Linked DNA regions of Homo sapiens: region 2 is linked to region 1. The links are chromatin loops, found by intact Hi-C in ENCODE. Cell type or tissue: heart right ventricle. All regions are shown on one strand. Each heading gives the region's core, and the rest is flanking DNA. Links, peaks and the distances in the headings are about the cores only.

Region 1 (9,995 bases), core at 1,286-9,285:
CAGCTCCTTGGTGCTGGGCTGTCTGCCGAGGCTTCACTCGGGAAAGAGTGCAGTGTTTATAGCCCTGCTCCCACGGCTGCATCCCCACCTCTGTCATGGGAAGTTAAATTTAAAAGTTGGACAATTGTGTTGCTGTTTCTAATGGAATTTATGATATAACTGGTTGCTGTTTTTTGAAGCTAACATTAATGCCAAACCTGAATGGCAGGATTTGCTTTCCTGTGGTTTAGCTCAAGAACCATGACGGGCAAATGGTTCTCCTGTCCTAAGGGTTGCGTCGCATCTGCGCCTGTGTTGTGGTTGTCAGGGCAGTGTGGGGGCAGCACTGCCCTGCCTCCCGAGAGGAGGGTTCTGGTGAGGAGCCTCGTGGCCCACCCTCCCTCTGTTGGGTCTGGGTGTCACAGGACAGCAGGCTGGGAGACCCTGGAGTATGGGCCGTAGACATGGTTGTGCCCTCTAGGCCCAGCCCAGCGGACGTGGCCCTGGCACAGGCAGGAGGTGGGGGCAAGGAGACTGGCATGTCTGTGGGGTGTATGGGCTGGTTGGGGGCATGGGGGCACGTGGTGTGGCCGGTGGAAGCCATTGCTACACTGCCTTGCTGTCCAGCTCATTCATAAAAGGAAGGCTCAGGTGCCATTTTTTTTCCATGGCCTTTTAACAACCTTTACAGTTTTTTTGTCTTGTATACCATCTTGACTCACAAGTGTGTTTTGAGTTTGGGGGATTCGTGTGTTTAAGACTTGATTTCCTTTGTTTCCTTCTCACAGCTGTCAGCTTCCCCTGGGTCAGGCCAGGGCCTCCTCATGGCTCTGGGGTGGTTGCGTTCCTGACGCCAGGTCTCCTTTGTCTGCAGGAATGGTCCTCGTCCGAAGTGAGAATGGGCAGTTGTTAATGATTCCTCAGCAGGCCTTGGCCCAGATGCAGGCGCAGGCCCATGCCCAGCCTCAGACCACCATGGCGCCTCGCCCTGCCACCCCCACAAGTGCCCCTCCCGTCCAGATCTCCACCGTACAGGTGAGTGCACGTGTGCCCTGGAGTGCGAACCCCTTCCCTGCCCAGCCCCTCTCCCCACGCATGCTGGGGAAACCTGCAAGGGCCAGGCACAGCCATGGGAGTGAGGACTGGGAAGTGTGGGCGGCGTCCCAGTCCCATCCGTCCCATCTAGGATGGGCCCGGGACGGCGCTGCTCTCCTGTCCTCCTCTCGGTGGCAGGGCTGTGCCTGTCTCAGAGACACCAGCTCCCGCAGCCCACTGCAGGGCGGGCCGAGTGGGGTCAAAGTGAGCAGTCCAGGGTTGGCCGCTCTGGCCCCTTCCCTTCTCTCCCTGTGGCTTCACCTTCCTGTGCCTGTCCCCTCATCTGCAAAGTAGAGATGGTGCTAGGACTCCACTGGCAGGACCGCCACCAGCGCCGCATGGAGACTTTTAAGGCACCAAGAGTCCTGGAGCCGCTGTGTGCGAGTGGGGTTGGCTGCTGCTGTTAGGGGGTGCCAGAGGGACACACACACACACACACATACACACACACACACACACACACACACCCACACCCCCGCGTCAGCCTTCAGGGCCGAAGCTCCCGACTCCTGAGCTGTGGTAGGGAGCACGGATTCACACACACACACACACACACACACACACACACACACACACACACCCGCGTCAGCCTTCAGGGCCGAAGCTCCCGACCCCTGAGCTGTGGTAGGGAGCACGGATTCTGACTTGGAGGGCAGAGTGCCCAGGACTTGCCTCTCCCGGCGTGTGTCTGTGTCTGGCCCCATGACTGTCACCTGCACGTGCCCGCACGCTGCGTGTTCCTGCCCCGTCTCCTGCCGTGTTTCCCTGGCACTGTGATGCTGCTGCTCTGAATGACCTGGCAGGTTTGTGAAGACTGGAATGACTTGATCAGCATCCTTCTCCTGCTACGTGAGCTGCGTACCCTCTGGAGTTGTGCCTCTGTCCCATAGACAGGGACGTGGACGGACGTGCCGGAGGCTGCCAGAGACCACCCAGATCTGAAGTAGCACAGAACGGTGTCCTCAAGTCTGCAGCATCTGTCTGCTGAGTGGGACACTGTGGAAGACACTCGTGGCTTCACTTGCACTGTGGGCATCCCATTGCAGTCTGCCATCTGCTCTTTCCATGTCAGTCTCTCTCCGACAAACTTCATGGGCTCAGGACTTGTGGCGTCCCTCTGTCCTGGGCAGCCACCTTCCTTCCCCTCTCTGGCACTGACTGGCCATCTAGCCTAGGGGCGGCCACCTCCCTACCCCTTTGCGACACTGACTGGCCGTCTGCCTTTGCATCCTTTTTAGTGATTGTTAACGAGGTCACAAGCCAGCAGCACGAGGATTGATTTCTAGATACCTGCGTTCTTCAGAGATGACCTTTTGTAGACTCTGTTAAGAAGCCTAATGATATGTTTATTGTAGTATAGGAAAATGTTTGTCATACACTTGTTCTTTGGTAAGAAAACTTTAGAATTACAGTGGCTTCATTGCAGATCACGGATAAGCCTGGGACCCACTTGGATATACTAGTTACATATGGAAGGAATAATTTCTGTGTACCTGGGGGTGGGAATTCCTTTTACTTGCGCTCGTTTTAGGTGACTCTGCTTATTTTTCAGGCACCTGGAACACCTATCATTGCACGGCAGGTGACCCCAACTACCATAATTAAGCAAGTGTCTCAGGCCCAGACAACGGTGCAGCCCAGTGCAACCCTGCAGCGCTCGCCCGGCGTCCAGGTGAGAGGGCAGGCGGCGGATCTCTTGAGGCTGCAGGGGCCACGAAGTGTGATTTCTTTGATGCAGAGATCAGGCCTTAGGAGTTTTTTTTTTTTTTTAAACTGGATACTACGTCAAATCTGGGGAGGAAGGTTCTCTGTGAAGAAAGTGCTTTTTCTTTGACCACCAACATGGGATAAGTCAGGATTTCTTTTTTTCTTTTTTCTTTTTTTTAGTCACACAGAATTTAACACCAGCAGCACTGTTCAAGCTTTCCACCATGTTGGAAGCATTAAAACTATGTCCTTACTAGTACTTGATCATAAGGCATGTCTGAAGCAGAAGCAGCCTGCGGTGAGGACAGTGTGTGTGTGCACATGTGGCCTTGTGTGTAACTTGAGGACGGCGGCTGTCGCTAAGGTGAACGTGGCCGAGGCGTCGCTCTCACTGTTGCAGGCACATGGACCGTAACTTTCACCGCACCCTGGGAAGCAGATGACATCGCTCCCTTCATCTCGTGGTGCGGCGCTTACACTGAGGCAAGGGAGGCTCTGGGACTCACTCCCGGCCATGCCACCTGCACGGTGCCTGCCACGCCACGCTGCCACCTGCCGCTCACATCCCTCGTCTGTAGTGAGAGCATCGTTCTAGAAGGGTTCTGTATCCACCCTGGTGGCCGCTGGTTTCTAGAACAGCGTTTTCATCTGCAGAGAGGAGCGTGTCCCAGAGCAGGTGCTGGCCCCTCTCCTAGTGGTGCTGATGCTCCTGACAGCTCAGCCTTTGGCCTGCAGATCCCAGAAGGGTTTGTGTGCAGGCCAGGCTGTTCTGGAAGGGGTGGCGGAGGTGTGTGGAGGGGAAGGGGCTGGCCGGTCAGACGCACCTGGTGAGGGAAGCAGCTTTCTCTGGGCAGTCAGCAGGAAGCAGCTGGGAGAAAAATGGTTCAGGGGTTTTTCTTGGTCACCTGGTGTCTGTGAGCATCCGTGGATGCGTAGGTCTCTATGGTGTTGGTCGCTGCTGGTGAAGCACCTGCCATGAGCCAGGCAGTGGGCCTGGACGCTCTGCAGAGAGATCCAGAGTCCTTGCCTCAGTGCCACAGGCCCTTTTCCCATTGCTCAGTGGTGAAATGGAGGCTGAGCCCCAGGGGGTGTGGACTCCAGGGGCAGCTCCCCCCGCAACCCCGGCTCTTCTACCCTCACTGGGTCATGTCCTGGCTGGCTGCAGCTGCAGTGGGTGAAAGTGGGTGGAAGGGCGGTTCAGTACCAGGGAGATGTGTGCTGGCCTTTGGTGCAGGCCCCGCCCTTGGTGTTTTCCCTGAAGGAGCTTGCTCAGTCCTGTGCTCTGATTGGTGCGTCTGGATTTTTGGTTACAGTGACTTTTTTGAGAAGGTAGTTGGAGCTTATGGTTAAGTTTTTGCATTATACTTAGTGGCAGACACAATCTGGATATCATCTGAGTGAAATATGTGTTCTTAGGAGTGGAAGTAAGTGTGAGGAGTCAGTTTTGATGGGAAAGAAGACTCCCAAAAGATGAGGTGGGTCCTGGGTACTCCCAGGGTCCAGAAGCAGCAGCTTGGTGTGTCCTTTTATGTTTTCTTCACTGGAGGTTTTTATTTGATGTTTTTCAGTTAAAAAAAAAATCCATGCTTATTGTTACAAGTGAAAAGATACACAGACTTAGAAACAGTCCCTCCACCCTGCTGCCTCCTCACAGCCCATCCGCACCCCTCTGGAAGCGGGGCTGGTTCAGAGTTGCTTCCCACGTGCTGGCGGGGCTGCACCCACCGGGAGAGAGCTCGCTGCTCCGGAGCCATTCTCAGGCTTACACTGCCCCCTGCTTTCAGAAGTTGCAAAGGAGTGTTTAAAAAATTGGAGACAGAAAATGTTGACTGCTAGATTTATACATTGGAAAAGTACTAGTTTAAAATATCAGTAAACATTTGCATTCTGATTATTCATGTAGAATGGAAATGTTAGGAATCGAGTACAGGCCACTGAGTTGTCTGAGCTACCTTTTGGCGTCTGGCTGTTCATTTGCTTAGCAAAGCAGCCCCTCCTTTCTGACAGTTTGACACTGATGACCCATCCTCCATTGCTCGAATCTGCTCTGAAAACTCCCCTCTGTGGGAGGCTTCTTGTTGACACTCACTTTTGGGGAGTAAAGAAAGGTGGGTTTGGGTGATTGCAGGGAGCTGGGGACCCTCCCCTATGGGAGGCTGCGGCTGTGGAGCCCTGACCGCCCTGTAGCCAGCCTCTGCACCTGGGAGGATGGAGCTTTCAGGAGCCGTTCTTCTGTTTGTTGTTTTGATTTCTGAGAGATGGGGATCTGGGTTGCCTGTTAGGATTATTTACTCTGGTCTCTATGTGACTTTTTCCATGGACTTCTGAGGACTGGGGTCTCTGCAGTGCCTGGCTTTGTGAACGTCCGTTTTTGATGCAGGTGCAAATCATGCCTTCCTCACCCGCTCAGGACTGCGATCGTCAGGGCACAGGGCAGGCCTCCCAGCAGCACTCCCGTGTCCAGCGGGCTGGCAGGTGGCCGGGGTCCTTGGCTTCCTGGGCGTCCTGGCCACCGCAGGGAGGCTTGTTTTCTTTTGCTGGGCGTGAGGCTGGTCTCCCCCTCGTCAGCTGGTGGCGTGAGATGCCCTTACCTTGTGTTTTTGGATTCTTGTAGCCTCAGCTCGTTCTGGGTGGCGCTGCCCAGACGGCTTCACTTGGGACGGCGACGGCTGTTCAGACGGGGACTCCTCAGCGCACGGTACCAGGGGCGACCACCACTTCCTCAGCTGCCACGGTAAGAGCCACTCCTTTCCGTGCCTTCAAAGACGGTCAGGCCCGTGGCGCAGGTCAGAAAATGCAGCCTTGAGACCTCAGGCCGGCTTCTGTCCCAGACCGCTCACTGCTTGCTTCACAAAGCAGTGAACAGTCTGGGGCCCACGTGAGCACGTGGGGCTCTGCTGCTGTGCTGTGTGAGGTGGGCTCCGAGGGCCTTAGACCGCAGAAGTCTGCAAACAGCAAAAGCCCAAACACCTGCCTTTGAAAAAGTCACTGGTGCACTGTCGCGTTGTATGTAAAACAGCAGCGCCACCCGTTTGTACACACTCGTAGTGTCGGCCTGTATCGATACACATCTTTATTAAAACAGAAGAGTCACTGGTGAACTGTTGTGTTCAGTGTGTAAAACAGCAGCGCCACCCGTTTGTACACACAGTGTCGGCCTGTATCGATAGACATCTTTAAACAGTGGGCCCCACTTGACGCCTTTTTGGTGTTTCTTTGCTGCGTACTTTTCGTTGCTTTAGTGACCGCATCCTATTTGGTTCCTTCTGTGTCCGTTTGGATTGGCATAGGTTGTCCTTATGGTCAGCAACATTGTAGCAGGCATCTTCGCAGAGTCTCTTTTCACTTTTTTAATTATTTGCATAGCTGCATTCCTAGATGTGGCCTTGCGGGGCTGAGGGAGATGCTGACTTCGGTGGCCATGTGACTGATGTGGCTGGCCTGCCCCATGGCCCAGGGTTCCAAGAGGTGGTGCGTTTTCTTGAAAGAAGTTTAGAGAAGAAATATATGTATCTTTTGTACATATGCATATTTTAGTAACCAAAGGCTGTGACAAAAATCTGCCTTTTAAGATTTTTCACTTATATCTTTTTACTTTAATCCAGGAAACTATGGAAAACGTGAAGAAATGTAAAAATTTCCTATCTACGTTAATAAAACTGGCTTCATCTGGCAAGCAGTCTACAGAGACAGCAGCTAATGTGAAAGAGCTCGTGCAGAATTTACTGGTGAGAAACCTTGACTTTACATTCCCTTTCCCCTAAAGCCTGTTGCATAGGACAGACACCTGTTGCTGCTGTGACCTGTGCCCGGGAGGCCTGTGCCAGCAGGGAGAGCTCCTCTGGAAGGCTGCAGGCGAAGGGGAGGGGTGCACACGTGTCGAAGGCGTGTGTGGCCTAGCTAAGGAGACTCCTTCCTGGGGCTGGGTGTTCTGGGGCCGGCGCCTGGAGGTCTCCCGGGCTTTGCCGTTTTCTGGTGCCTGCGTCCCTTGTCTGTGGCTCTCTTCTCCTCTGGCTGCCCCAACCATGCTGCACTCTGGTCAGGGTCTCCAGCAACTCCCTTCTGGCCCTCTCCCCACTCCTGTGTGACCTCTTATAAAATTCCCAGGTGTCCGCAGTCCCGGCTGGAACAGGCATTCTGCACCCTGAGCCACCAGAAGCCCCCTCCCCATGGAGCAGACCAGCTGAGGCACATTCGCGCTCCAGTGGCAGAGCCGTCCCCCCCACCCCCACCCCTCCCGAAACCTCTGTCGCAGAGAACAGCACTCTGTCCCCTGGCCGGAAGGTGGGAGGGAGGATTCCTGGCAGCCTCCCCTCTCCTTAACCCACAGTCCCAAGCTCCAGATCTCCACTCATGGCCGAGCTCTCGGCTGTCCACCTTCCTCAGCCTCATGGCTGTCTCGTGGCTCAGGGCTGTGCTGGCGTCAGTGGGATGGCCTGGGGATCTGGAGTGGCTGGTCTTACCGTGCCTTCTCCTTGTCCGCCTGACCATGTCTTCCGGAGTCTCTTAGGGTTCAGTCCAGGCACCGCCTTCCCGCCTTGTCGCCTGTCTTCCCGACCTTTATTCCACACTGGCCTCTGTTTCTGAAACAGGATCTGGCCCTCTTGCTCTGGGCTCCCTTTTGTCTGACTGTAGACTCTGGGCACCCTGGCCGCTTGCAGGGGTGAGCACAGCTGTCATCTGCTCCTGAAGGCGCGGATGCCCTGACTGTGTGGATCCTGTCTGTGTGGCCCCTGGCACGCTGTGACCTCCTGCAGCACCGCACTTGCAGTGCTGGCTTTGATAATGGAGTTACTTTTAGGCTGATCTGCCTCCTAGCAAAATGCCTGACACCGAGTAGGTGCCTGGTAAGCACTGAGTAAAGACTGGCATTGAGTAAGAGACTTAGAAAAAGACGAGAAGTAGACAGGTGACCCTCCCAGGAGGAGACGTGGTCCGCAGCTGGCTGCACTGCAGTGTCCAGGGTGAGCGCCTGTCACACATGTACCTGTGAAAGGTGTAGCACGCAGACTTTCCCATCTCCTCTGTCCAGTGAAACTCGGGGCGGAATCAGCCGTAAAATACGAGACCAGAGTGATGCGGGATTCAGAAGTGTGTGTGGAATCTCATTCACCAGAATTTCAACATGGATTTTATTTTTAAGGATGGAAAAATAGAAGCAGAAGATTTCACAAGCAGGTTATACCGAGAACTTAATTCTTCACCTCAACCTTACCTTGTGCCTTTCCTGAAGGTAATTTCAAAGGCCCCGGTGCCTGCGAGCAGTAGGGCCAGGGAGGGGTGGGGCGCAGATGCACCAAGTGTGCAGGGCGAGGATGCTCCAGGCACGGAGGGTGCACAGCGCTTGTGCTGCCTACGGGGGTGGGGCCGGGGACTCAGTGCCTGGGGACAGAATGTTAGTTTTTTTTCTGTAAAGCAGGAGCTCCCCTGACACGGTGGCCTTGTGGTTCTGTCGTGCGCAAGGTGGTGAGAAGGGCGTGTGCTTCCTGAAAGTGAAGGGGACGGGGAATGGGGTAGCGTTTGCAAAACTGGATAGGACCAAGGGTTTCAACAGCGTCAGGCTGTCTCTGTTGGGTAATCATTGGTATCAGCACATTTTAAAAATCAATACGTATATTTGTACACATTTATGAGGTGTATGTGATGTTTTGTTACAGTCATAGATAGAATCAGGATATTTGGGGTCTGTCACCTTGAGTACTTATTTCCATGTGTTGGGAACATTCAGAATCTTCTCTTCCAGTGATGTTAACATATTTTAAAAAGTTTTTTAAAAATATGTCTCTTTTTGTTTGTTTTCTTGAACACATTTTGGACATTTGCTATCAGGAATAATCCCACTTAGTGGGAGGGCAGGATGGGGTCCTGGCCCTTGACATCCAGACATGCTGCCGTGAGGGCCAAGATCCATCTTACTTAGCTCAAAAGCTTTCTGTAAAAGTTGATATTTCTGAATTTTTAAGCAAGGAAAACCGACGCATGAGCAGCCGCCTGACCCCTCGTGTCTGTCTTTCCACCCAGAGGAGCTTACCCGCCTTGAGACAGCTGACCCCCGACTCCGCGGCCTTCATCCAGCAGAGCCAGCAGCAGCCGCCACCGCCCACCTCGCAGGCCACCACTGCGCTCACGGCCGTGGTGCTGAGTAGCTCGGTCCAGCGCACGGCCGGGAAGACGGCGGCCACCGTGACCAGTGCCCTCCAGCCCCCTGTGCTCAGCCTCACGCAGCCCACGCAGGTCGGCGTCGGCAAGCAGGGGCAACCCACACCGCTGGTATGGAAGGGGCGCCTGACTGGTCTGCACAGCCCACCGTGCCTCTGCTCCCGCCCGCTTCTTAGATAAATTGGCCACGGCTCAGAAACCTTTTCCAAGCATGCAGGAAGCCTCCTGCTAGAGGAAGCTTGGGTATTACCTTAAATAGTTAAAATAGAAACCAGAGGTTGAGGCCCTGGGATGTTGTATTTTGTCTCAGTAAAATGAAATAGTTGAGTTGGCTTTGAACCACCGGCACGTCCCCGCCCTGCCTTGTCTGGGGATGTTACTGGTGTAAATGAATGCAGCGTGCTTTTAGAGGATCTTGTAGATAGATGTTCTCTTGGATTAGGAGCAGCGGTCCAAGCGTAAGACACGGGCACCTGCGTGGGACAGGTGGGCAGGAGACTGGAGGCAGGGTAGCAGCTCACAGCACAGGGTGGATTTAGGTGAGTCCCGGGAGGCGAAGCCGCGGCTGCTCATAGCGGTTCACTTATGTGCAGTTTGGATCTGGCTTTCTTGGTTTTATAGTCATGACGTTTGCTCTGCAGCTAGAGAAAGGATGTCTTTGCCAGAAGAATTACATTTTGAGCACATTCCCTTTCATGGGCAGAGGGATTCACCAAACGTAGAGGGGCAGTTTTAAAAAAATTTCAGAGGTGTTTTCTTCCTCTAAAGACAGCTTAAACAACAAAATGGTGCGGGCTCCCTCATCATGAGCTGGTATGTGTTGTGATGGTGTACACATCAGAACCAGCTGGGTGAGGAGTAGCCATTAGGGGGCTGGCTCTTGTGCTCTGTTCAAGTTGCATTTGTTTTTGTCTTGATAATAGCGAGGAGAACAGGGTGAAATGGCATGGAGGGAGGGTGTCCCTTATAAAGGCCAGGGAAGGGCTGAGCGCCTGTGTAAAGAGAGGGCTTCCTTGCCTGCCTTTTGACTCCAGAGGGAAAGAGATGTGCCGTGC
Region 2 (9,995 bases), core at 946-8,945, 370 kb before region 1:
GGGATGGGCCTTCTCCTGCAGCGAGCCCGACACTGAGCTACAGCCACCAGCCCCCACTCCTGCCCCAGATAGAACCCGCTCTTGGGTGAAGGCTACGATAGCCAGCCTCAGAGTGGGACTTATGGGGTGTGGGGAGAACACGGACCTGGCCATGAGCTGTCAGGGGATTCCTGGGGCACTGCCTCCTAAGCCATGACTCGACATCCTCTCGTCTTGGAGAGACAGAGGCAGTAACAGCCCCGCCCCAGGTTTGCAGAGGCTTAAGTGAGGTCACCAACGTGAGGGGGAGGCCCAGCTGCCCGGGAGCCCTGGAGACTGTCACGGCATTTGTCACAGGGACCCTGGGAGTGTTGGGCCAGCGCATCTTTCCATTTCGTGCCATTCAGTTTTACTTTAACTCACTTTACTATTTTGTTTTTTGAATTTATTTTACTTGATGAGACTTTAGAATTTTTACATTGAGGGAGAACCTACCTATGAGAAAGTGCCCAGATCCTGAAGGTCCCACCCCTGTGGTCACGGCAGGCACTGGGTCAGAGCCTGGGGGTCCAGGGTACCTTCCCCACCCCCCTCCCCAGAGGCTCCTCATGCCCCTTTCCAGGACATGGTGAAGACAGGCAGAGGGGCTGGGCTGGCCGGGCCTGGGCACTGGGTACTGGGTCCCACCGTGAGTCTCCCTGGAGTACAGGCTGACCCAGCAGGGAGACCCGGAGAAGTCCTCTCCCCACACCTCCTGGGGGCTGGCTGAAATCTGAGCCAAATGACAGGAAAAGAGGCACTTCCATCCCAGTGGACACACCAAGGGCTCCCACGCTGGCCAGGCGCCAGGCCAGCTCAGCCAAACTGGTTCAAAGAAAGGAAGCTGAAGGGGAGACCAGAAGCAAGGCCCACTCTGCCTCCAGGACCAGGCCCACCTGGGGCAGAGACTGGGGTCTGTCCCCACCCGGGACCTGTGGGCCTGTATCCTGACCTGGGCCCAAGCTGACCTCTGACCCCAGCATAGACGGATCCCCAGTCTCGGCTCCAGGCCAACTTCTTTTTTTTTTGAGACAGAGTCTCGCTCTGTCCCCCAGGCTGGAGTGCAGTGGCACGATCTCAGCTCACTGCAAGCTCCGCCTCCCTGGTTCACGTCATTCTCCTGCCTCAGCCTCCCAAGTACCTGGGACTACAGGTGCCCGCCACCACGCCCAGCTAATTTTTTGTATTTTTAGTAGTGACAGAGTTTCACCATGTTAGCCAGGATGGTCTCGATCTCCTGACCTCGTGATCCGCCCGCCTCGGCCTCCCAAAGTGCCAGGATCACAGGCATGAGCCACCACGCATAAGCCACCACACCCGGCTTTTTTTTTTTTAAGACGAAGTCTCGCTCTGTCCCCCAGGCTGGAGTGCAGTGGCGTGATCTCGGCTCACTGCAAGCTCCACCTCCCTGGTTCACATCATTCTCCTGTCTCAGCCTCTCGAGTAGCTGGGACTACAGGCACCCGCCACCATGCCTAGCCAATTTTTTTTTTTTTTTTTTTTTAGCTGGAGTTTTGCTCTTGTTGCCCAGGCTGGAGAGCAATGGCGCGATCTTGGCTCACCGCAACCTCCGCCTCCCGGGTTCAAGCGATTCTTCTGCCTCAGCCTCCCTAGTAGCTGGGATTACAGGCATGTGCCACCACGCCTGGCTAATTTTGTATTTTTTTTTTTTTTAGTAGAGATGGGGTTTCTCCATGTTGGTCAGGCTGGTCTCGAACTCCCGACCTCAGGTGGTCCGCCCACCTCGGCCTCCCAAAGTGCTGGGATTACAGGCGTGAGCCACCGCACCCGGCCTCCAGGCCAACTTCTGACCCCAGGCCCCAGCATTCCGGAGCCAGGGCAGCACCGTAATTAAGGCAGAGACCTGGGAATCAGGCCTGTTTCTGGTGCCACCTCCACACACACCCGGCCCTTCTCCTCCCTGAGCCTCAGTTTTCCCATTTGGAGGCAGGACCGTTCCTCCTTCACCGTGGGTGGAGGGGAGGATCCACAGGGAAAGGGACTGCCAGGGACACCGTGAGGGGTGCACTATGCAAAGGCAGTGTCGCGTCCACACGGGGTGCACCTGCAGACACAGAGAAAAACTAACTTTTACTTTTGCTGCTGTTTTCCTACTGAAAATGGGCCACCTCTGGCTGGGCGCGGTAGCTCACGCCTGTCATCCCAGCACTTTGGGAGGCCAACGGGGGCAGATCATGAGGTCAGGAGATCGAGACCATCCTGGCTAACACGGTGAAACCCCGTCTCTACTAAAAATACAAAAAATTAGCCGGGCGCGGTGGCTCACGCCTGTAGTCCCAGCACTTTGGGAGGCTGACGGGGGCGGATCACGAGGTCAGGAGATCAAGAGCATCCTGGCTAACATTGTGAAACCCCGTCTCTACTAAAAATACAAAAAATTAGCCGGGCGTGGTGGTGAGCGCCTGTAGTCCCAGCTACTCGGGAGGCTGAGGCAGGAGAATGGTGGGAACCCAGGAGGCGGAGCTTGCAGTGAGTGGAGATCGCACCACTGCACTCCAGCCTGGGCGACAGAGTGAGACTCGTCTCAAAAAAAAAAAAAGAAAAGAAAAGAAAAAGAAAATTAGCCACCTCTGTCTGCCTATGTGTCCAGGAAGGGGCCTGGGACTGGCTCTCGGGGCCTAGCTCCTCCTGCCCTCTGGGAAATGTGCAGAATGTCTAAGCCAGCAAGCAGGCATGGGAAGGGAGTGGCCGGCCGGATGCAGGGCTCCATGGAACAAGTTCCCCAGTGCCAGGGCAGGACAGCAGGGCCTGGAGAGCCATCATCAGCAGGCTCCATCCTTCCACCTGTGAACTGTGACCTGAGAGGAGCCACCTCCTGGGAGGCCCACGAGGGGTCCTGACCAGCAGCCTGGCACCTGCTGGGGCCACGCAGAGACCCCATGGCAGCCTGCGGGAAGGGCAGTTATCATCCCATTGACAGAGCAGTGACTGAGGCCAAGCGGGACGGAGTCGCTTCCCTGGAGTCATGGAGGATTCGAGGGCCCGGCATGCCCAGTGGGAATGGCGGGATTTCGGGCACGGCACGTCCAGAGGCAACGGTGTGAGGCCCCCTCATTTCTGGAGCCCTGCTGGCGCCCAGCCGGGAGCCTGGGATGGGCCCCAGAGGAAGGCGGCTGGGACTCCTGCTCCACCCCCACCTCCCCGAGCCCATCCCAGCTGCTTCTGAGAGCGTCGGGCTGGACGTGCCCGCACGGCAGAAACAGGCCCAGAGACGAGGCTGTGTTTTGCTTGAAAGCCTCTGCGGAGTGATGGAATCCACATTCCTGCCCCAGGTGAGTCGCCCAGGCTTGTCTTGCTCAGCCTGGCTCTCCCAGCTCCTCAGGGTTCCCAGCCACTCAAGGTTCCCAGCTCTGTGGCCCGGCTGGAGCTCCGAGGCCCTGGAAGTTCTTGTGGGACCCAACAAGCCCCTGAGGGGCAGCCAGAGGCCCTCATCTGCTGGGACTCCTGCAGGTGGCTCCGCAGGGTCACAGGTCGCCCTGGGCCCTGGGGCCACAGTGAATGGATCCTAAGGCTGCCCTGCAAAGGGACCCCAGAGAGGGGATGGGGTTGCACCCCCGGGCCGGCCACTGCGTGCCATGCAGACCTCTCAACCGGCCATGCTGGTGGGAGGCGCCCAGCAACTGGCAGGGCCCAGGAGGGTTCCTGCCAAGAACCTGGCACCCGGCCTGGGAGTCAGGCAGAGCCGCGGCCCCCACCTCCCTCCCACAGCGCCACCACCTCTCAGCGCTTCCTGGGGCCCCTGCCTCGGGGTGCTTTTGCCCACTCCCCTCAGGGGGCCTCACGGCCACCCAGCAGGGAGGCACCATTGTCCCTGCTCAGCACTTGAAGCCCTAAGACTCTCCCAGGCTCCCAGCCAGGGAGGCACTGAGCCAAGACTGGGCAAGGAATGGGCCAGGCCCACCAGCTCCCCAACCATCCGGCCAGGACACAGGGCAGCCCCTGCCTGACTGCTGTCCCCAGGAGCCTGCACCAGGAGCCAGGAACCATCTGAGCTCCAGGCCTGCATGACAAGGCTACATGAGAACCAGTATTGATTCATTTCATTCATTCACTCCACAAACACAGGTGCTCCTCGACCCTCCGTGAGGCCACGTCCTGATAAACCCGTGGTAGGTTAGAAATACCGACAGCTGAAATGCTCTAATACACTTAACCCACGGAACATCACAGCTGAGCCTTCTTGCCTTATACACACTCAGCACACTTCCATTAGCCTACAGCTGGGCGAAGTCATCCCCCACGAAGCCTCCTTTATAATAATGCATCAAATGCCTCACGTAATTTGTCCAATGCTATAAGAAGGAGAAAAACAGATTGGTTGTGTGGGCACTGGAAGTACGGTTTCTACCGAACAATTGCAAATCAGAAGCCGGGAACCGTAGAGCACAGAACACCCGTCATGTCCACCCGCCATTTCCAAGCCCCGTGCTGGGTACAGGCGCTCCTTGGTGCGTGGAACAGACAGCCCTGTGCCCAGGGAGCTCGCAGCCTAGGACGGGACAACTGGCATCCCAGGAGGGTGTAGGGCTGTGAGTCTCACCGGGGAGATTCAGCCCCGGGACATGGGGCTACTCAGAAGATATTTTTGGTTGTCACGACTGGAGGGCAAGTGCTTCTGGCCTCTTGGGAGTGGGGGCCAAGCGGCCCCACCTCAGGTCAGTGTCCAGCCAGACTGTCTGACCAGCGCCTGTTGAGGGGCTCTGAAGGGCCATGGCCCGGATGAAGGGGCTCCAGGGGCAGGGTGGCCAGGGAAGGCCTCTCTGAGCAGGGGACTTTCACAGAGTGAGCGGAATTGAGATGGCCCGGTTCCTCTGCAGGTCCCCACAGCCTGGGAAGAGGAGAATCTGAGAGCACGGCCGCCTGGGGGCAGGCCGAGGCAGGCGGATCCTGAGGGAGCAGCCGCCTGGTGCCAGGCCTGGGGAATTCCAGGAGGCAGAGGCCTCAAAAGCCCTCCTCCAGGCTCCGAGTTCCCAGCAGCCCCTGCCACATTCCTCCACCTGGGTGGGCAGGGGTGCAGGGGCTCAGTGCATTCCTGGTGGAGATAGGGAGGCCAGCCTGCGGCCTGCGCCAGCCTCCTGCGGGGCCTGGGGAGCCCTGTCCAGGCTCTGCCGAGCTCAGCATATTGGAGCTGAGCCAGTCGGCCTTTGCTGGAACACTCAGGCGGAGGTCGCCTTTCGCCTTTCTGTGTGGGGAGAAGCCACTTGCAGATAAGGCAGGGATTCACCAGCTCCGGGGGGCTGGCAGGACATGGCCACACTTCACCTGCAACCAAGCCTCCCCATCTGTAAAATACAGATAACAAGGGGGCCAGGCGGTGGCTCACACCTGTAATCCCAGCACTTTGAGAGGATGAGGCCTGTGGATCACTTGAGGTCAGGAATTCGAGACCAGCCTGGCCAACATAGTGAAACCTTGTCTCTACTAAAAATACAAAAATTAGCTGGGCGTGGTGGCGAGCACCTGTAATCCCAGCTACTCAGGAAGCTGAGGCAGGAGAATCGCTTGAACCCGAGATGCAGAGGTTACAGTGAGCCGAGATCGCGCCACTGCACTCCAGCCTGGGCGACGAGCAAAACTCCATCTCAAAAAACAAAAAAAAACAAGAGCAGGTCCCTCGCAGGAGATGGGAGCCAGCTCCGCGCCCGGCCTGATGTCGGCTGCACGGGCTGCCTGGCTCTCCTGCACAGAGGTGGGAGGGAGGCACGGGGGGGCCCAGGTCAAGAAAACACAACCCCCACATGTTCAGGGGGCTGGAGGTGGGGGCTGCGCCTCTGACCTGAAGCTGCCCAGCAAGCCCTTTGTGGAGCCAGGAGCAGGCAGTGGGCAACTGGGCCGACAGGCCCTACCCTGGCCGCCAGGAGGCTCCGTGGCAGCTGCTCTCTTGCACGCCATCCCCACTGCCACTCCCGGGTTCTGAGAGAGAGCCCCATGGGAGGCCACGCACAGACCCCTGACCTGGCTGCCGGGGGTGGTCCAGATCCCTTGCGAGAGGAAACGTGGGCCCCCAGTGGACCCCAGCACCATCTGTGGTCAGCGGGAGCCTTCCAAGTCTCCGTGTGTTTACATTCCCCCAGGAAATAGCTCCCCAGAAGAGCTGCAAATATTTTCTTAATGTTGGAACTTGTGGCAAACAGAGGCCTGGAGTGGGCCCACCCACACTTTGCCCCTCCACACATCGGGGGCCCAGTGGGATCCTGGGGTTACCTCCTCACCTGGCCCACCCCCTCCCCCTCCCCCTCCTGGCAGGGGACAGGCACATGGGGGCCCAGCTGGGGCATCTTCCTGCCGGAGCTGGGGCAGCCAGCCCAGGGGATTCAGTGGCACTGCCATCCTCCCACCTTTCAGCCTTCCTTTCGTGAAACTGGGCTGGCAATAGGTGGAGGTGGCTGAGGTGTTGCTTGGCGGTTTGAATCAATGAAGACCCTAGGGGACGGGGGTCAGGCCCTGGACCTGCCTAGTAACTCAGGCTCCTGGCAGACCGGGCTGAAGACAGAGGCAGCTGCGGGGCTGTCTCTCCCGCCCCAGGCTGAGTCAGTGTGTAGGGCTGGGTGTCCTGGGTATGTGATGGCCCTAAACACAGGCCCCCACCTCTCTGTGCATGAGCACAGGTCCAGCTGGTGTTGGCAGGCTGTGTGGGTGGCCCATAAGCACCAAGAAGTACCCTGCTTCTACTGACCTCCACCTGAAGACTCCCAGGCACCTGCCCGCCTGAACTGGCTCTGCAGGCTCACTCAGCATCCACGTGCTCCTCCCTCTCCCCCTCCACACTGGCGAGGGGCCAGTGGCCATGGCACATCCCAGGCCTCCGGTCCCTGGTCCCTGGGCAGCCCCTCCAAGAGCCTGCCTGTACAGAGTGCCGCTCCTGTCCACTGATGTCTACTGTGTGGATGGACCACGTTTCTCTCCCCAGTCGACCCTGGATGGCCGTTCGGGCTGTTTCTGCCTGATGGCTCTGGTGCCTGGCGCTGCCGTGCGTGTTTACCCACGAGTGTCTGTGCAGAGACGTGTTTACGCTTCTCTCTGCAGCTACCAGGTGTGGAGCTGCTGGGCCGTGTGCAACTGTGTTCAGTCCTTTGAGGAACCACCAGCTGGTGTCCTAGCAGCTCCCACACTGGACACCACACTGGTCCCCGCAGGATCCTGCCTGTAGTTGTTATTGTCTTATTTCCTGATTCTGTTGGTGGCTATAGAGTGAGGATCACGGTGTGGGCCTCAGGCGGGCATAAAAAGAGGCTGGAGTCTGGGCACTGGGCCCTTGCCTGCCACGCCTGGTGTGGGAGGATGTGGGTCCCGGGGCAGTGGGAAGGTGACGGGAGAGGGGCGATCGGTCATTCAGCCACCATCGTCCAGCAGCCCAGCGCTGGGCTCGGACGCAGCAGTGAGCACACGGAGCTGCCTCTGCCTTATGTGCTTTGTCTGGGGGGCTGATGTGGGTCAGGAGATCTCATCCTGGACGCCCAAGGACACGCTGCACTGTCCTCTGTGAGCCGGGGGCAGCAACATGCCTCCCGGGCAGAGGGCGCAAGGACAGAGGGCCCATCCCTGTTGTGGATGGCACTTTCAGTGTGGAAGTGCGCGGCCTGGGAGCCGTCACTCCTGGGATCCTGGTTCACTGCAGAATCTGGACCAGCTCCTGGGCAGGAACCGTGGCCCGTTGTGTCCCAGTGATGGCACCAGCCCCCAGACTAAGCCAAGCCCCACGTTCGATCCAGTCAAATAAAGTGACCGAGGCGCACACCCGCGATCCCTAGTGAACGTGACCGAGGCGCACACCCGCGATCCCTAGTGAACGTGACCGAGGCGCACACCCGCGATCCCTAGTGAACGTGACCGAGGCCCACACCCGCGATCCCTAGTGAACGTGACCGAGGCGCACACCCGCGATCCCTAGTGAACGTGACCGAGGCCCACACCCGCGATCCCTAGTGAACGTGACCGAGGCGCACACCCGCGATCCCTAGTGAACGTGACCGAGGCCCACACCCGCGATCCCTAGTGAACGTGACCGAGGCGCACACCCGCGATCCCTAGTGAACGTGACCGAGGCGCACACCCGCGATCCCTAGTGAACGTGACCGAGGCCCACACCCGCGATCCCTAGTGAACGTGACCGAGGCTCACACCTGTGATCCCTAAGACCCTTGGCTGAGCTTGGCAGGGCTAGGGCAGCAGCGGGGGGAACACAAAGAGAGCAAGAGAGACAAAGAGAGATAGAGAGACACAAAGACAGAGAGATACAGAGACAGAGAGAAACAGAGACAAAGAGACAGAGATCGAGACAGATGGAGACAAGCAGAAACGGAGAAACAGAGATAGACAAAGAGATAGAGACAGAGACAGAAATAGAGATGGAGACAAGCAGAAACGGAGAAACAGAGATAGACAAAGAGATAGAGACAGAGACAGAAATAGAGAGAGAGATGGAGACAAGCAGAAACGGAGAAACAGAGAGATAGACAAAGAGATAGAGACAGAGAAATAGAGACAGAGAGTTGAAGACAGAAACAGACAGAGAAAGAGATACAGAGATAGAGACAGAAACAGAGACAGACAGATGGAGACAGAGAGGCAGAGAGTCAGAGGGAGAGAGTCAGGAGAGGGAGGGGTGGGAGGGGGACGCTTCCCTCTGCCCCAGGGACCCTGGCTAGCCAAGGCACACACCAGGGCGCAGGCAGAGGGGATGAAGCCCCGTGGGCGTCCATGAGGCTGGAAGCGGCTGACTGTGGGGCCTGGGGAGTTGCCCTTGCAGTGCGGGAAAGCCAACCCGGATGAGGGGAGGCCTTTGTCCTGAGGAGGGGCCTTTGCAGAGCTGCAGGTGTTCCCATCCATGTGGGACCCCCAGCCAGATGTCCCAAGGTCGGTGAGGGGCCGGGCCAAGCTGCCTCCCTCTGAGGGGTTCTCAGCCCAGGAGGCTGGGTTCATGGGAGACATTTGAGGGTGGGCTCGTGGGGGCCCTGGCCTCGCCCAGGGCGCAGTCCCAGGTTCCTGCCCAGGCTCTGGCTCTGCCCACTGGGCCCTCCTGGGAAGTCAGATTCCTCCTGGGCTTCGAGGCCTTCTGGCCATATAAGGCCGTCTGTGGGCACCTCCTGGAGAAGCTCAGAACCCTCACCCCCCACCCGCCCCACCCTCTATGAGAACCAGAGCTCAGCCAGGCAAGGACAGAGGCAGGGGAGGGCCTGCTGGAGCCGTGGTCCTGTGGGGGAGGAGGGCACAGGCAGGCCAGGCCCCAGGGGTAGAGGCTCAGGGTCCCGAGTCACCCTGCCCAGCATGCTGGGGCGCCCCCATTCCGCCTGTTTCCCCTGGGGTTCCTGGCCCCTGGAGCTCACTAGGGCTCCCCAGTCTAGGCCTGAGGCAAGCAAGTGGTAAGAATGGGGGTACGGGGTAGGGGGACCGCAATTAAATAAGATTAAGGTGACACGTGGAAGCGTAGGTGCCCGGCCTCGGGGTGGACGCTGCAGCCGTGTGCCACTGCATGTTTACCCCGGGCGATGCCTTTTCTGGGGCTCCCCAGAGATCTGGGGGCAGGAGTCCTGGACTCTGCCTCACACCCCAGCAAGGTGCTGGGAGGTGCCCTGACAGGGGCCCCCACTTGAGGGAGGGGATGGGTTGGGGTCCTGGGAGCAACCTTGTTACTGGACCGGCCCCTTCCCTGCCAAGTTGTAGGTGGTTAGATCCCAGGGAGGTCCCGGGCCCCCTCCCTGGGAGTTCCCAGGGCCCCCTACTCCTTCCCTCCTAAAGGCTGGCAGGGTGGAGGCTCCCCTACACCCAGCTACACAGGCCCAGGCCGGGGCAGGGGCATCCAGGTGGGATCCTGGACTCTGGACTTTCGGTCGCCACGCAGACCACCCCACAGAGCTCCATGAGGCCCCCCCATTTCTGAGCACCCCAGGTTTGCCTGCTTGTCATGGGGCTGGGCCCGCCTGCACAGGGCACCAGCCCAAGCGCTTCTCCTTGCC

Evidence for each region. Hi-C counts contacts between places; a loop is a spot of excess contacts. Peaks named below come from ENCODE experiments on the same cell type or tissue, not always from the same donor. Only the 100,000 strongest peaks of a DNase experiment are listed, where the experiment ranks them.
Region 2: a loop joins it to region 1, with 2.9 times the contacts of the local background. A loop is called at or near these places in 28 of 110 quality-filtered maps.

What each region holds. Positions count from the first base shown.
Region 1 is chr20:62,005,566-62,015,560 of GRCh38, reverse strand. TAF4 (TATA-box binding protein associated factor 4) reads left to right here. Exons shown (of 15, transcript NM_003185.4): 2 at 854-1,014; 3 at 2,627-2,746; 4 at 5,396-5,515; 5 at 6,387-6,509; 6 at 7,925-8,014; 7 at 8,803-9,051. Among named protein-coding and RNA genes, the nearest start is that of MIR3195, 54 kb to the left of the region's middle. RefSeq lists an enhancer at 1,093-1,594. In heart right ventricle, for the core only: a CTCF peak has its summit at 4,555; a DNase peak (open chromatin) is centred at 4,510.
Region 2 is chr20:62,371,596-62,381,590 of GRCh38, reverse strand. LOC105372708 (a long non-coding RNA gene) reads left to right here and starts at 2,764. Exons shown (of 2, transcript XR_936966.4): 1 at 2,764-3,311; 2 at 4,105-7,776. RefSeq lists enhancers at 1-307, 2,981-3,582, 5,991-6,592, 6,593-7,196, 9,879-9,995. In heart right ventricle, for the core only: a CTCF peak has its summit at 4,904 (motif pointing right); no DNase peak of the experiment used is centred there; H3K27ac peaks cover 3,993 bases.